Linked DNA regions of Mus musculus: region 2 is linked to region 1. The links are chromatin loops, found by intact Hi-C in ENCODE. Cell type or tissue: left cerebral cortex. All regions are shown on one strand.

Region 1 (8,000 bases):
CCCTGCTAACATCATTCTCCTAAATAAATGAGGACAAAATATAATCTGTGGGATGCCGCTAAAGCAATCCTTAGTGTGAAAAGGATAGTTTTTAATGGGCGGTTAGAAAAGAAGAAAGGTCTCCATTAATAATCTAAGAATCTAAACTGGGCGTGGTGGCGCATGCCTTTAATCCCAGCATTTGGGTGGCAGAGGCAGGCAGATTTCTGAGTTCGAGGCCAGCCTGGTCTACAAAGTGAGTTCCAGGACAGCCAGGGCTATTCAGAGAAACCCTGACTAGGAGGAAAAAACAAAAAAAAAAACAAAAAAACAAACCCAAAAAACAAACAAACAAAACTAGAGGAGCCAGGAGTGGTGGTACATACCTCTAACTGTAACTCTTCAGAAAGGAGTTTAAAAAAACAAAACAAAACAAAACAGACAATTAAAGCAGAGAATATTAATAAAGCCAAAAATGATAAATCTCTTTGATGGGGTAGAGCACATTCCTGATTTTCAGCACTTAGGGAGGCTGAGGCAAGATTATGAATTCAAGACCAGTTTGGTCTACTCAAGCAAGACATTCTCTGAATAAAAAAAGGAGCAGGTGAGATGACTCAGTGGGCCTCTAGAAACTTCCAACCATTAAACCTATCAAAGGATTACTGTATTTTGTCAAATAGCATTTGGTTGTATAGACAACAAAATTTATATTTTCTCATAAGAGCCTTTGCATATTCTCAGTTGTGGGGTACTGCTTTTGAATAATATGCTATTTACAATTATGCATGAGATTTTATGTGTGTACAGGTCTTAATTTCTCTTGAGTAAACTCCCAGGTATTAACAGGTCACCTGGCAAGTGGATGTTTACAAGAAGTTAGTTGTTTAACTCCTTTTTCAAAAATGGTTTGCTCATTCTATTCCCAAACATAACTGGGAGCAAAGCTCTGCATCCTCGCCAGCTTACAACACACACCTTTCCAACCGAGCACACAATATACAGAATAAAGATCTTAAACTGGGCGTTTAAGCCTTTCAGGTGCTGGAATTACAGATGAGTCATGAAGCCAGGCCGAGGGAGGATAATCTCAAACTGAGGACCAGAAAGGTCCCCTCATCAAATCAGTATTCGCTCGCGTATTCAGTCTTTGCTCCTACGGCTGCGGATCCTTTGAACCCAAGAGGCACTTCGGTTCTTTTTCCCAACATCAACCTAGGTGTAGGGATCCCACCCCCCCCCCCCCCCCCCCCCCCCCCCCGTCTCCCCGAAAAAGCAAGACGCTGGAAACTCGCAGTTTCGTCCCAGCTCTATGGTTGGTGGACCTATCTACACGCTGGAGGACTCAGAAAGCCCAGCCAATGAACCGTCGCTCTTGAGCACGTGACAAGAAAGCTGGCTTCCTACTGGTCAATACTGCAGGAGCCCGCCCAATAACTTCCGGACGCTTTCTTTAAGACAAGGCCACACGTCCATTCCGGCCTCTTATCGACGGGGACTGCTCTAAGGTAATGTGTTCTCTGAGGAAGCTGAGGCTGCACGGTTTGAGCTGGGTGGCCGGCGATGATGACACTCCATACATAGCACGCGTTAGACTGCTGATCCGGGTGATGCGAATCGTAATCTGAGCCGACCGCACCGGCAGCGGGAGGTGGCGGGCGCAGCCGACTTCGTACCCTCACCCTTCGCTTCTCTTTCAGGTCTGCCCTGCGCAGGACAGCAGACAGCGTGGACTTCTACCACCTTTCCCCGAGCCTCTGAATAAAGTGTTTAAATAACCCCGCTGGTGTCTTGTGTGTCACTGTCGCCGACGCGCTGCCTTTGAGCCCCCGGCCCACCTTCTCGTGGTGCCGGGGGTTAAGCTGCGGCGCCATAACACTCTGCTAGCGCATAACTGGGGCCGCCTGCCCTTCGCGGGCGGCCCTTTTAACCGCTAGCTACAGGCTCAGAGCAGCCGACTACACGGCACTTCGGGAGTCGAGGGCAGATGGTGTTGGCCCAGGCCATAGGCTTAGGTTTTGGAGTAACTGGCCCGAGTGATAACTTGATAAAGTAGGTCCTGTACTGTCCTTTGTCCCTGCCCCAAGCGTGGGCAGTACTTGAGATGTCCTGCCTACAGGAAAATGGAATGGGAGGAGCCCTGGAGGTGAATGGATGCCATCTGGCACACGGGCTTTGGGGCGACTGAAGCCTTAAGGGGGGAGAGGCTGTTAATTAAGTCAGGCCTCAGAGTGCAGATATGCCAGAGGTTGCGTCCCCAGTGTTTGAATAACTGAGACCACCGACCTAGAAGGAAACTGAATTACAGAGGCTTCTTTTTGGGGAGGGGGGCTTCGAGACAGGGTTTCTCTGTGTAGCCCTGGCTGTCCTCGAACTGAAATCCGCACCACGCCCGGCTTAAAGAGGCTTCTTAGTGTTCCTGAGTGAAGTTGCTTAATTGGAGCTTACTAGTAAGCAATTAGAACAAAGTAGTTAGATGAAACTTTGGATTAAAACAGAAAGGAAGCTTTAAGGGACAGGTTCCATAGACTGACCAGTTTTTCTAGAAAACAAGGTTATCCCTCTGGTTCCATAAGAAGTAATAATGGATTTCTTTAGTTCCCACCTCTACAGTGCTGGAGGCTAGCAAAGGTGGCTAAAACTAGCCTTGTGAGGGTCTCTGCATTCACGGTCCTGTGGGTTTCTCTAAAAAATAACATGCTTGTCTGGTGTTTGACATGAATATTTATTTTGTGAGACAATGCAAGTGATTTTAAGTTCCCAAATTATTTTAAGCTTAATAAGTTCAGTCTCCAATTGTGTGTCTATCTAGTCTTGCCTTTAGTTACTGCAGAGAAAGACCAATGAACAAGGCATGTGGGCTCTTGACAGGCAAATGGGAGAAATTAAAGCAGTACACTGACTGGAATGGTCAAATAATTTGTCATGTTTTAATGGGATGATTAAAATAAAGACTCAAATAAGTTTTCAATATATTAATTTCTTTAAAGTCATCTTCAAGCAAGGTGCTGTTTAAGAAAAAAAACTTAGCTTTGTCCACAGACAGTAAATTATCAGAAGTTACTCAAGGTAATTTTGACATTGGATGCAGCTTTAAACAAACAAGAAAACCTAGTAGATCTCCTCAAAGCAAATTATACAATTAGAGCCCCCGAGTTTGTAAACTAAACATTCTGACACAAATGCACAAACGTAAGTTGGCAACATTAAAGAAAGGTCACAAGTGCATGTGTGGATGTAGTGCTTGCCACTGAGGAGAAAGGAAAGTCCATTTGGCCACCAGAGAAGGGGACTGCCCACAAACCTCCCGAACCCGTTCGATCATCCTACAGCACACAGAAAAACCAGAAAAGAACACTTTGGCTCCCACTTTCTGGCCCCGTCCCATCAGTACCAGGGAGGGACAATCGGTCGTTGTGCACAGTGTTTTGACATTGTCACACTCGCTCATGTCTCAGAAGAGTCAGGATTGGTTGAAAAGCAAGGCGATTGTACGTCTTTGGGATGGTTTGATCTCACGGCTTTGCCTGATGTTCACATGAAGCCCACCCCAGTGAAAGTGTGGGTGTGTATGTTCTATGGCTACTTGCTTCCAAAATGCACAATTTAATATGAAAAAAGTTGCTATGCCTATTTTACCACCAATGAAATGGCTCACAAAACCACACTCCACACAGGTTACCACAGTGACATTCTCCAAGGATGGAGGGCCGCAGTCATGCGTACAAAGTGTAGAGTGGAAAAATGTTCCATTGTGCACCAGCTGCCTGAGGAAAAGCTTTGGAGGAGTCAAAAGGCAAAGGGAAGCCTTCTAGTTGTACAGCTTTGCTCTGAATGTGCTCATTTGCTGTCATAAAACCTGGTAGACTTAAAAAAAAAAAAAAAAAGCCATGGTGCGAGTCAGCTGTAACTCTGGCTCTACCATTATAGTTCAAGTCTCCTTTGCCAGTCAAAGCTTTGCATCAGACAAACCAGATACTAGTCACCAGATGCAGGGAATGACACCTCAGTGGAATGGGCCAGCAGGCAGAGGGCGGAAGCAGTCCTTTAAGAGACAGTAGCTGTGGCACCAGGAAAGGCCACCCCCACAGAACAGATGGCAGCTACAGATCCCACACCTTGAGCTAGGTCTCATAATACTGGGAATGTCCCATCTTCACCAATCACAGCTGATCAGAGGTCTCCACAGGTGGCTCTTTCAAGAGGCAGGAAGTGGAGCGAGGGTCCATGGCCGAGTGCATTATAGGAATATAAACGTCATCCATGTTTGGCATGACAAACACTTTCTGTAGGGAGAGATTAGAGGAGAGCATGCATCAGGCAAGCGTCCTCCTTTCATACATGAACGATTTTCCTATACATTCCAAGTATGTTCTATCATACTGTCTCTGTATGTGTCGACTTAAATTGCTTCCCACCTTATTTATTGAGACAAAAGTCTTTCACTGAACTTAGAGCTAATCAATGACTAGACTGGCTGGCGAGCGAGCTGGGATTTTATGTGGATGTTGGATATTTGAACTCAGATCCTCAGGCCTGTGTTACTAAATGGCCAGCTCCTCCATTCTTGAACTTAAAAAGAGCCAAGGAGGGCTGGAGAGATGGCTCAGTGGTTAAGAGCACCAACTGCTCTTCTGAAGGTCCTGAGTTCAAATCCCAGAAACCAAACCATCCATTGTGAGTGAGCCAAAAAAAAAAAAAAAAGAGCCAAGGAGCTGGCAGGGTGGCAGACACTTCCCAGCACTTGGGAAGGCAGCAGATCTCTATGCATTCAAGGCCAGCCTGATCTACAGGGTAGGTTTCAGAGCAGCCATGCCTGTTACACAGAGAAACCTTGTCTGGAAAAACCAAACAATGACAAAAAATAAAGAGCCAAATAACCACACCAGAGCACAAATACAGGAGGAACCTGGTGTGTCAGCTTTGAGATAAGAGCCCTCAGTTTCATAAACAATGTATATATGTAGTAACTATGTAGGAAATGTTCATCAACCTTAATTCAGGAGAACTGGCTTAGCAACTGCACTCCTTCAAAATCATGCCCATGATATATTCCAGGTGAATTCATTCTTTTAAATCTTAGCACAAATGTAAGCTGAGTTGGTTTTTTGGGGGGGGAGGGGCGGGGGGAGAGTTTTTGAGACAGGGTTTCTCTGTGTAGCCCTGGCTGTCCTGGAACTCACTCTGTAGACCAGGCTGGTCTCAAACTCAGAAATCCACCTGCCTCTGCCTCCCAAGTGCTGGGATTAAAGGCGTGCGGCGGTGGTTGTTCTTTGCACACTGTGACTGTGTGTATGGATTCTGACAATGCATTTGTGCTTTGGCAATACTCTTAGAGAAACAAGCAAGCATGCAGAAGCAGTGAGTAGCCTTCAGCTTTCCAACTGTCTCCAGGACCAGGCACCAGTCAATCTCTGTCTCCTCCCTCCTCCCTTTGCTCCCTGTAGTCTAAGACCTCCCAAAATAGTGACCTGCCCAGATGATAACAGGATACAAGAAACATGAAAAGCCTGAAGGCACAAAACCTCTAACTAGGTTTAAAGTATTTTTCCACCTGGTGAAAATAGTAGGCTTTTATCAGAAACTAATTATTAGTTATATTTAATCTCTAGCTTTTAAATAGTAATAGCTTTTGACCGGGCAGTGGTGGCGCATGCCTTTAATCCCAGCATTTGGGTGGCAGAGGCAGGTGGATTTCTGGATTTGAGGCCGGCCTGGCCTACAAAGTGAGTTCCAGGACACCCAGGGCTACACAGAGAAACCCTGTCTAGGAGAAAAAAAAAAAAAGTAATAGTTTTTTAAAAAGGGCCAGGAGGAAGGTTAGGCAGGTGCAGGTGCTGGATCCTGAGTCTGAGACCTAAGCTTAACCACTGGCACCCTCATGGAGGAAGAGAACTGACTGCAGGTTGTCCTACACACACACACACCACACACACCACACACACACACACACACACCACACACACACACACACACACACACACACACACACACACACACACACAAAACTGAAAGTGAGGCCTGGGAGACAACTCTTTCACTTAAGGGCTTTCCTTCCAAGCCTGAGGACCAGGAGTTTGATCACTGAGACCCCAGAGATTGGGCAATCCCAGTGCTGGGAAGACTGAGACGGTCAGATCCCTGGAGCTCACAGCCTGCTAGTCTAGACCTTCTCGTCCAGTTCCAGACCAATGAGAGACCCTATTACAAAATACAAGGTGGACAGTGCCCGAGGAATGACACACGCATACACACATGCATGCACACCCTAAACTTAAAATATACCAATGCAAAGGAATGCAAATATTCTTCAAAGAGGGAAATTCGTGACTAAGTAAATAAAGCATTTGCTAACCCATAAATTCTGAGGTACTTTGTTGTTATTTATTTATTTATTTATTATATGTAACTACACTTTACCTGTCCTCAGATACTCCTTGTTGTTATTTATTTATTTATTTATTTATTTATTTATTTATTTATTATATGTAACTACACTTTACCTGTCCTCAGATACTCCAGAAGAGGGCATCAGATCTTATTACAGATGGTTGCGAGCCACCATGTGGTTGCTGGGAGTTGAACTCGGGACCTTTTGAAGAGCAGTCGGCGCTCTTAACCACTGAGCCATCTCATAGCCCCCACTTTGTTGTTTTTTAAATTTTGAACAGGATCTCTCCAGGCTGTCCTGGAACTCAGTATGCAGAACAATCTGGCCTGCCTTTGTCTCAAGTATCAGGATTAAAGGAATTCACCCCTACTCCTAGCTTCCATAAAATTTCAAGACAGCCATCCTTTAAATATTGGATCAAGTGACTGGGGTGGGGCAGGATGGTTCAGTGGTAGAGTGCTTGCTTAGCAAGTGCCAGGCCCTGAGTTTGATTCCCATCACAAGTAAAACAAAACAAAATCTGATCAAAATCTGAACGAAACAGCTCATACCAGGCCCGGGATACCAGGCCCGGGATACCGCTACTGTCCCTGGTGGCAGAATGTAGTAAGCAGGTTTGGAGGTTGAACTCTGGCTTAGGTGTTATTTAAGGGAGACCTGAACTTAAGATTCCCAAGATAGTTGTTGCTGGCATCGTTTCCTTGCATGTTAACTAAACTAAGTAAAGCAGCAGCCTCAGAGAGCATCTTTCCTGCCCACCGGCTAGGTGCTGCTGGCTGCCCAGTTCCTGACTTCATCCAGGCCAAAGGCAAAGCCTGGCCAGTTTCTGCAGGCTTGCTGGTACTGGGCACCATCATCCTGCCTTTAAACACATCTGCTGGGTTTCTTTGGAGTCTATTTCATGGAAAAGTTTCAGGGTCTTTGAAACCATTCCTAAAATCCTAAGCCCAGGCTTGAACACAGGTCTTTGCTCCTGGGATGACATCTAGGCCTTCCATCCCACCCAGTGCCCTTGCTCTGTGGGAAACACGGGGCAGTTTTACCTGAAGCTCCTGCTCCAGTTTCTTCTCAATCCACTCTGTCACGTGAACTAAAGTCACTTCTCTCTCTCCAAGTTTTGGCCGAGCTTTCAGCTCCACATACGGTGGCTTCCGGAAACCATACCTTTGTGAAGAAGACAGTTACAGCATTTAAGGAGAGAATGGAAGTGGGCGAGCACTGGCACCACAGAGCCCTTGCTGGCAAGGGTTGATCACTAAGTGACCTCCGGTTCTGAACTGCCACATTCCTAACTCAGCACAGCACACGTGAGCTCTGAACGCCGCTGTCTGTTGGGCAGTGTCAGGGCTCGGAGGGATTCAGAACAGTGCTGACAATGGAGAAAAGCCGAGATCAATTGCAGAAGGCTAGGAACTGAGCACTGCTTTAGGGTTCTTTCCCTAAAATGGCAATGGCCTTTCTCTTTGTATTTTTAATAGCAATAAGGTGTTCTCATTATAAAAGCCACAACTTTTGAAAGACACAGCCTCCTTCTGAATGGCGTCTCTACGAGAGGGTCTGTAATAAGCAAGCTCAGGCAGAGAAGGTCTATAGACTGCTTTTTCTTCACCATGTGCTAAGTCATGTTTTT
Region 2 (8,000 bases), 60 kb after region 1:
AATTTCTCTTGGTGTTTGTTGTTATAATTTGACTTTTGTTTTTAAGACAGGGTCTAATATAGCCCAGGCTGGCCTTTAGCTGCGATGTAGCTAAAGCTGGCCCTGAACTCCTGGTTTTCCTGCCTCATGAGTGTTGGGATTACAGGCAAGAACCATTGTTCAAGGCTCTCAAAATTATTCTTTTATATATCAAAACCCAAGCCTATATTTTAGGGAACCTAATTACTAAAATGATCTGTCCCTTTTATTATATGTAACTCACCCAAAGAAAGATTTTCCAAAAGTCATCTTCATTAATCTTTGCAAAGGCATGGATATAATTTTAGCCAAGCTTCTAACAGCTTTCCCTCTGGAAGCGACATCCTACCGCTCTGCATGTTGGTAATTTATGTCAGATAAGAACTTGCTCATACATATAACTCAAAACTGCATCTGAGTCACACTCCAGCATAAATCCGAGAACCTTACGGAATCTTGAGGAAGTTCTTCATTATAAACAAGTGGGAGAGCTGGCACACAAAGTGGAGCTGAATGAAATGTGCTCCTGGCCAGGGACAGGGCATGCTCAGAGGAGGAGGGCATCCCGTTTGGTTAGGAATGCTCAGTAGCCATCCTAAGGGTGAACGACGGGCATCAGGCTTCCAGGTCCTGACACTCTCATCACTAGGGCTTCCAGCCAGGACATCTAGCTGGCCACTCCAGAAGCATATGCAAAAGAGGGGACCTGCACTGTGACTCTTGGTGCCTATAGCACATGGAAGCTGCCCTGAGCTGCCTCACTCACTCAGCCCACCAGGTTTCAAGTCTGGTAGTGGCTCTTGCCTTCATGCTTAGGTGCCGCTGGGCTGGGTGCCCAAGGCAGCCCTGCTCTTACTGGCTGCTCCTCACTTGCCTGATTCCCATATTTTAAAACAAGCGTGCTCTGGTCCAGGGAGTTCTGTAGCGTTAGTGACAATTCATGGATCCCACAGAGGCAAAGGAATTCTTGTGCTCCAGTCAGTATGGCTGATGACCAGTCGGGCTAGGAGCTAATGGTGGCATATTGTGGTCCTACACAGTCACAGTCACTTTGACAATAGCTACCACTTGGCTGCAGATTGGCCCTTTTGGATTAGTGACCCCAAGCTCACTGTCACAGCACCATGGTCTCTGTGTGACTAAACATGCTAATTTATTGTGTACGTGTGTATACGTGCATGTGAAGAACCAGGTGCACACATGGAAGTCAGAAGACAACTTGCAGGGGCTGGTTCTCCCACTCTGCCATGTGGACTCCAAGCTGTCAGGCTTGGCAGCGCATGATCTTACATGCTCACCAGCTCATTGGCCCTTCAGCACCTTGCTTGAATACAAATGTCAATGGTGTATATGTGACTCAAAATTTACCCAGAGAAGGCACAGAGCGTCTTTTTGTCTCCTTCTCACAGAGAAACCAGAGAGAAGGGATACTTCTTCCTTAAATTGCTCACAGGGCCGATAATGGAGCTACACCCTGTCCTACGAAGGCTCTGGGCATTTCCTAAGTCACTTCCTTCTGTCAGTGACAACCTCCATGACCCCGGAGGAGCTGAAAAACATCTGTTTTAGTCCAATAGTCTGTTAAGTTTTTGTTGAGACTGAGTTTCCCAAGGTAGCCCAAGCTGGCCTTGAACTTGTGTCCTCACGCCTCAGGCAGGCAAGTGCTAAAACAGTTGAAGGCAACTCAGCTCCAGTTCAGCTGGTTCATGGTTCACAGGTGGAAGTGGCTTATAGGTGCGTCCAACCCATAGCCCCGAGGGCGTGTGTCCCAGGATAGCTGTGAGTGGGGCTCAAACCCATTTGTAGATGACAAAATCCTTTTGCAATGTCAAGAAGTTGCCCGTCCCTGTCTGTAGAGATCTTAATGTTGCTGCCAGGTACCATGACCTATGGGAGGCTGGGGAGTGTCTTAAGTTTTCATACTTGTGCTCAAGATTTATATACTCATCTTCTACAGAAGCCAGTTAGTATCACATACACAGAAAACACAAATCAGCTCATTCATAGTTCAAATCAAACTATTCAAAAGTAGATATTTCTACTCACCAGACACAGGTTCACAGATGTCTTAGTCTGTTTTGGTAATTATTAACAAGATATTCAATCTGCATAATTTGTTTATTCGTCCTATTGTTTGTTATTGGTGGTATTGGAGGTTGAGCCTAGGACCCTCTGGCATACAGGTCTTTTTCTCACTACATTATCAAGATAAACCTCAAATTGGGGCTGGTGAGATGGCTCAGTGGGTAAGAGCACCCGACTGCTCTTCCGAAGGTCAGGAGTTCAAATCCCAGCAACCACATGGTGGCTCACAACCATCCGATCACGAGATCTGATTCCCTCTTCTGGAGTGTCTGAAGACAGCTACAGTGTACTTACATATAATAAATAAATAAATAAATCTAAAAAAAAAAAAAAAAAAAAAAAGATAAACCTCAAATTAACTTTGTAGCCCAAGTAGGCCTTGAAGTTGAATCCTCTAACCTTAGCCTAAGCAGCTGGGATCACAGGGCGGCTGTACCAGGGAACTTTTTAAAGAACAAATTTATTCAATTGCAGAAGTAAATAGAGTCCAAGATCATGTCACTCGCCTTCAGCTTCCAGGCAGGGAAGGGTGTGCTGTTCCACCCGAGAGTAAGGGAGAAAGGGAGGACAGGCTCTGAAAAAGACACACACCTGCTCAAGAGACACAGGGACAGCGAAGCTGCTGGCTTCCGAGCAACCTGCTCTCCTGATAACTAGCCCACTCTTACAGAAGCTACACCCAACCTAGCATGACGATGGAGCTCTCATGATCCAATCACCTTTTCCCCCTCTTTGAGACAAAGTCTTCAAGTTGGTCTAGGTTGGCCTAGAACTCTCTATGTAGCCCAGGTTGGCCTTGAACTTCCTACCTCTCTGCCTCTTAAGTGATGGAGTTACAGGTATGAACTACAGGACTCCCTGTATTCTAAACTGGCCTTTATGTATTTAGAATGATCTTTAGCCCTGGCTGTTCTGGAACTTGCTCTATAGACCAGGCTGGCCTAGAGCTCAGAGATCTGCTTGCTTACACCTCCCTAGGGCTTTAAGTGCTAGAACTACAGGCATATGTTGTCATGCCCAGCTTCTAATTATCTCAACACAGTTACACTGAAAATTCCATTTCAGCCTGCATTTCGATGGGAGCAAACCATGATCAAACCATGGCAACAGGCCCATTTTATAAAGAAACCAGTGTCTGGCTCCTGGATCACATCACAGTCGTAGAGCTGGCAGCAGAAGAGGACTTGGGCTTAGCTGGCTGGTGTAGGCCTTTGGGACCAGCCTTTCCGCTCACAGCCTGGCCCCATCCACTTCTAGCACAAGTTCTGTTTCCTGTGTGCTGCTGTGTGATCACATGCTCCTGCCACCATGAACCAAACCAAACACTTCCTCTCCATGATGGACAACACCCTACAACAAATCCTTCCTCCCTCTGGTTGCTTCTGTCACATAGTCAGTCTCAGGAACAGAAATAGGAACGAATACTGATCCACTGGTTAAACTCTTCCTCATGGACCCAAGCATGCATCCAACAGTTATTTATCGCATGCCTACCACACAGCAGGAACTGGGGATACAAGGACAAGCTGATGAGCCCAACCTCTCTGCCTTCAAGAAGCACAAAAAACACAAGCCAGACAATCAGCATGTGACTCCGGCTAGGAAGTCCAATCAGGTGAGACGGAAGCTGCCAGGCCAAGGCCCTTTCATTTTAGAGGCCTGTGTAAGTCAACTCACCCAGCAGAGTATGGAAGGCTGCAAGATGTCACTTGCAGATCTAGACATCTAAGCAGGCATGCTGCAGGAAAGAACTCATTATACCTATGACAGGGCTTGGCAAACTGGGCACACCACCACCCCTCTGCTCTGTTATCTGTCCTCAGAGGATAGAAGAGAGCAATAGATCCCCTGGGACTGGAGTTCCAAATGGCTGAGTTGCCATGCCGGTCTGGGAACAGAACCCGGGTCCTCTGCAGGAACACCCACTACTGGGCCACCTCTCTAGCACCTGGTGTCCCCCTTTCTAAACATCATTGCCACCAAGGTGGAAGCCAAGAAAAAAGACAGGGAAGGCAGAGAACATATGTTCACAGTATCCCTGTCACCAGCCATGATTCCCCATGTGCATCAACAGTTTGCCAGGAAGACAGCCTTTACCAGATAAACCCCTCAACTTGGGCTAGAACCATGAGCAAAAATAACACCTTTTCTTTGTTTTGCTGAGCCAGGGTCTCAGAACGCAGCCCAGGCTATCCTCAAACTTGCAAGCATCCTGCCTCTGCCTCCCAGACGCTGAAATTACAAGTGGGTACCACTAAATCTGACACTCTTTTCTATATTACCTAGCCTGGGGTATTGCATCACTAACAATAGAACACTGGCTAAAATACCACTAGACAGCATGGCCATGGACAAGGAAAGCCTCTGGGCCTCCCTTCCCTCACCAGCACATACCCGAACTGAACAGGGTTGTGATACAATTCTAATAAGACAATATTCCCACACCTAGCACCCTGCCTTTACTGTTCCACTCACTGGATTAAAAACAAGCCAACTGTCGTGACATTTAAATAGCACTGTAATGTTGCACCCTCTGGGTAGTGGGTAAACTGTCAACCCACAGTTGACTAGATCAACACTGAGGCTGTCTGTCCTAAAGTTAAAATCTTCCCAGGACAAATATCTTCGTCAGTCAGTAGTTCTGGGACTGACACAGGCATCTTTTTTTCTCTTGGCTAAAGTTAGCACTAGGCCACTTAGAGCGTGGAAATCAGGAGGTAACAGCATCACTGTTTCGACAGTGGGGCCACCAGGCATGAGTCACTTTTGCTCTGCTCCACATAATCATGCTACACTAAGGGTGTCACATCCTCGGGAGCCAGCGCCAGCTTCCCTTCAAAAAAGAAACCGTCTCACAGCCAACTGTGTGGGGAAGCGTGAAGAGGTCAGGCTGTAACACACGTGAGCACACAGGTGACAAAGAGCGGGTGCGTCTGCATGTGTGATGCAGACACTACACTCCAGACCTGACCAGAGCCAGATGACACGCCCAGGATATGTCTGACGTGGACCTTTTCTGAGTTTCCCATGCTTCTCTTGGGAATAAGGACAGAATGTAAAGAGACGAGAAAACAACAGACAGATTTGGAGAGGGCCCCTCCATCCACTGCAGCGACAGCTTTCCTTTCTTGTTTTTTGTTTTTTTAGTTCTCAATAAAGAGAGATCATGTTGTCATTTTCAGAATATTCCTTAGATAGAAGGGAGGGGAAACAAATCTAGAAATTTAACAGAGCCCAAATAAGCTTGTAACCTGAGGAGAGCTAAAAGTTATTTATGATCAATAGCGTTCAAAACCACTCCAAGAAAACAGAAGCCACCTTGAACGCCTGTAAGGGCAGCAAGGGGCTCTCAAAGTCTAGACGTGGGCTTTTTCTGCAGAGATGTGCCACAGGAAAAGGGGGGAAGGGGAGAGGGAGGAGTGTCACGCTGGGCTCAAAAACATGGGATGAACAGAGTCCCTGCCTCCTCATGTATAAAACTGGAAATACCTAATGCCAACAGAGGATCCTTGAAAATTATTATATAGCAGTGACCTTTAAATGTTCCTGATTCTATACCCTATATAACTATGTATACAAATAACTCAGAAACTGTATCAATGACAATTATACTTTTAGAGTTTAAATTTTTAAAAATTATGTGCATATATGTGGGTGGGTGTACAGACACCTGGGATCCTCTGGAGCTGAAGTTAAGGGCAGCTGTGAAGTGGCCTGACTTGGTGCTGGGACATAAAACTCAAGCCTTCTGCAGGAGCTGCACTGCTCTCAACCGTATCTCTCCAGCTCCACTGCCTGCTGTTGTTTTGCTTTGTTTTGCCATGGTCTCATTACACAGCTGCATCCTGGAAATCACTATCTAGACCAGGCTGACCGCCTGCCTCTGCCTTCCAAAGGCAGAGATCACAGACAAGCACCACCAATATGCCAGGTGACAACCATAGTTTTTTGGTTTGGTTTGGTTTTTTTGGTTTTTCGAGACAGAGTTTCTCTGTGTAGCCCTGGCTGTCCTGGAACTCACTTTGTAGACCAGGCTGTCCTCGAACTCAGAAATCCACCTGCCTCTGCCTCCCAAGGATTGGGATTAAAGTCGTGAGCCACCACGCCCGGCCTACAACCATAGTTTTATGCTAAAAATCTTATGAAGTACACAAAACGGCCAGAAAAATGTAAATATGGAGAAATAAATAGAAATTTGAAATTCGGGCTGGTGAGATGGCTCAGTGGGTAAGAGCACCCGACTGCTTTTCCAAAGGTCTGAAGTTCAAATCCCAGCAACCACATGGTGGCTCACAACCACCCGGAATGAGATCTGACTCCCTCTTCTGGAGAGTCTGAGGACAGCTACAGTGTACTTACATGTAATAAATAAATAAATTTAAAAAATAATAATAATAAATAAATAAATAACTTAAAAAAAAAAAAGAAATTTGAAATTCTAATATATTCATTCCAAAAGATCATCTCAGGAGCCCCACCCCAGGAGGCCCAAAGCCTGACACATGGCATTCACAGATGACATTTTTGTTCTCAGCCCATGTCTCACTGTGCACAGAGAGAAGCTAGCAGCAGGCGCCATCAGTGATAGTAATTGGTCTCTTTCCTCTTGGCCCTCTCCTGCAGTTCCATTGGCATCGAGCCTGATGCCAGAATCTCCAGGTAGATAACACTTCTAGGCACGGTGGCGCACACCTTTATTCCAGCAGTTGGCAGGCAGAGGCAGGCAGATCTCTATGAGTGCAAGGCTAGCCTGGTCTACACAGTAAATTCTAGGACAGCCAGGGCTACATAGTGAGACTGCCTGAAAAATAAGAATATAGAATCCCAATATTCAGCAATGACAGATCCTCAAAATAGAGCAAATTGCAGGGCAGACCTAAGAGGAACTAGCCAGAAGCGCTGCTCTCTGGGGCCGTGGAGAGCTTCAAAACTGCCTGATAAGTAGGCAAGCATGGTCTACACAGCAGGCTTCCGGATGAGCTGTTTGAGTTCCTGGACAACAGAGATATCCAAAGTCTTAGCAACACCCCAATGGGCTGCAGAGATGGCTCAGCGGTTAAGAGCACTGACTGCTCTTCCAGAGGTACTGAGTTTGATTCCCAGCAACCACATGGTGGCTCACAACCATCTGTAATGGGATCTGATGCCCCCTTCTGGTGTGTCCGAAGACAGCTACAGTGTACTCACATATATTAAATAAATGAATAAATAAATAAATCTTACACGCACGCGCGCGCACACACACACTCACACACACACACCCCCGATTCGAACACCTTCAGCCATCAGCTCACTCAGCCGTTAGCCGGAGGGAGGCTTACATACCTTTAGTATTTCGGGCTCCTTGATGTCCAGGGATCTCGTGCTCTGGTGCCGCAGAGCTTTGAGTGATTTGTGGTGTTTGTGAGCACTTGGTGGTGTAAAGAACCAAATCATGCAGACTGCAGTCATGAAGCCGAGGCCGACGCCCAGGAAGAGCCCACTCATGTAGTAGGGGAGTGGGAGGATGAGGTACGCGTAGACACACATTATAAAGAAGCCGAGCGTCTTTACAGGTAACTCCTGGTGCTCGGTGGCCGAGTCCTCTTCATCCTCGCTCTCCAGAGCCACGCCATCGCTGGCAAGCACCTCTGGCTTGAGGGGGAGATCGAGGGTCTTATCAAGTCTCCCCTCGCCCTCAGTCTCCAGCTCAAAGTCCTCCGTGTACAGTTCACAGAACTCTTCATCCTCCTTGCTCACTAAAGCAGACAGAGAACACTTCTCAAGAACCAGAGAACTTGTCTTCAGACCTAAGTCCTTCAGACTACTCGCCTGGGAACCCTTGGGCTCCACTTCCTTCGAGGCGTCTTCAGTGGGCTTCAGGTGGTCGCTCCTGGAGGTGTTGGAGTCGCTGCCGT

What was found. Hi-C counts contacts between places; a loop is a spot of excess contacts. Peaks named below come from ENCODE experiments on the same cell type or tissue, not always from the same donor. Only the 100,000 strongest peaks of a DNase experiment are listed, where the experiment ranks them.
Region 2: it touches region 1 in a loop (9-fold over the local background); 2 of 42 quality-filtered maps call a loop at or near these places.

What each region holds. Positions count from the first base shown.
Region 1 is chr11:106,499,454-106,507,453 of GRCm38, forward strand. Tex2 (testis expressed gene 2) reads right to left here. Exons shown (of 12, transcript NM_198292.3): 11 at 7,414-7,534; 12 at 2,686-4,265. The coding sequence ends at 4,143. It overlaps Gm36220 (predicted gene, 36220), which reads left to right and starts at 1,462. Exons shown (of 2, transcript NR_168513.1): 1 at 1,462-1,487; 2 at 1,680-1,758. It overlaps Snord104 (small nucleolar RNA, C/D box 104), which reads left to right and starts at 1,538; the gene lies at 1,538-1,610. It overlaps Gm22711 (a small nucleolar RNA gene), which reads left to right and starts at 1,792; the gene lies at 1,792-1,924. In left cerebral cortex, CTCF peaks have their summits at 4,005 and 6,953; DNase peaks (open chromatin) are centred at 1,366, 2,041 and 4,017; H3K4me3 peaks cover 1,895 bases; H3K27ac peaks cover 2,722 bases.
Region 2 is chr11:106,559,537-106,567,536 of GRCm38, forward strand. It overlaps Tex2 (testis expressed gene 2), which reads right to left. Exons shown (of 12, transcript NM_198292.3): 2 at 7,429-8,000. Among named protein-coding and RNA genes, the nearest start is that of Tex2, 49 kb to the right of the region's middle. In left cerebral cortex, a CTCF peak has its summit at 7,246 (motif pointing left); DNase peaks (open chromatin) are centred at 471, 3,280, 4,161, 4,925 and 1 more place; H3K27ac peaks cover 3,612 bases.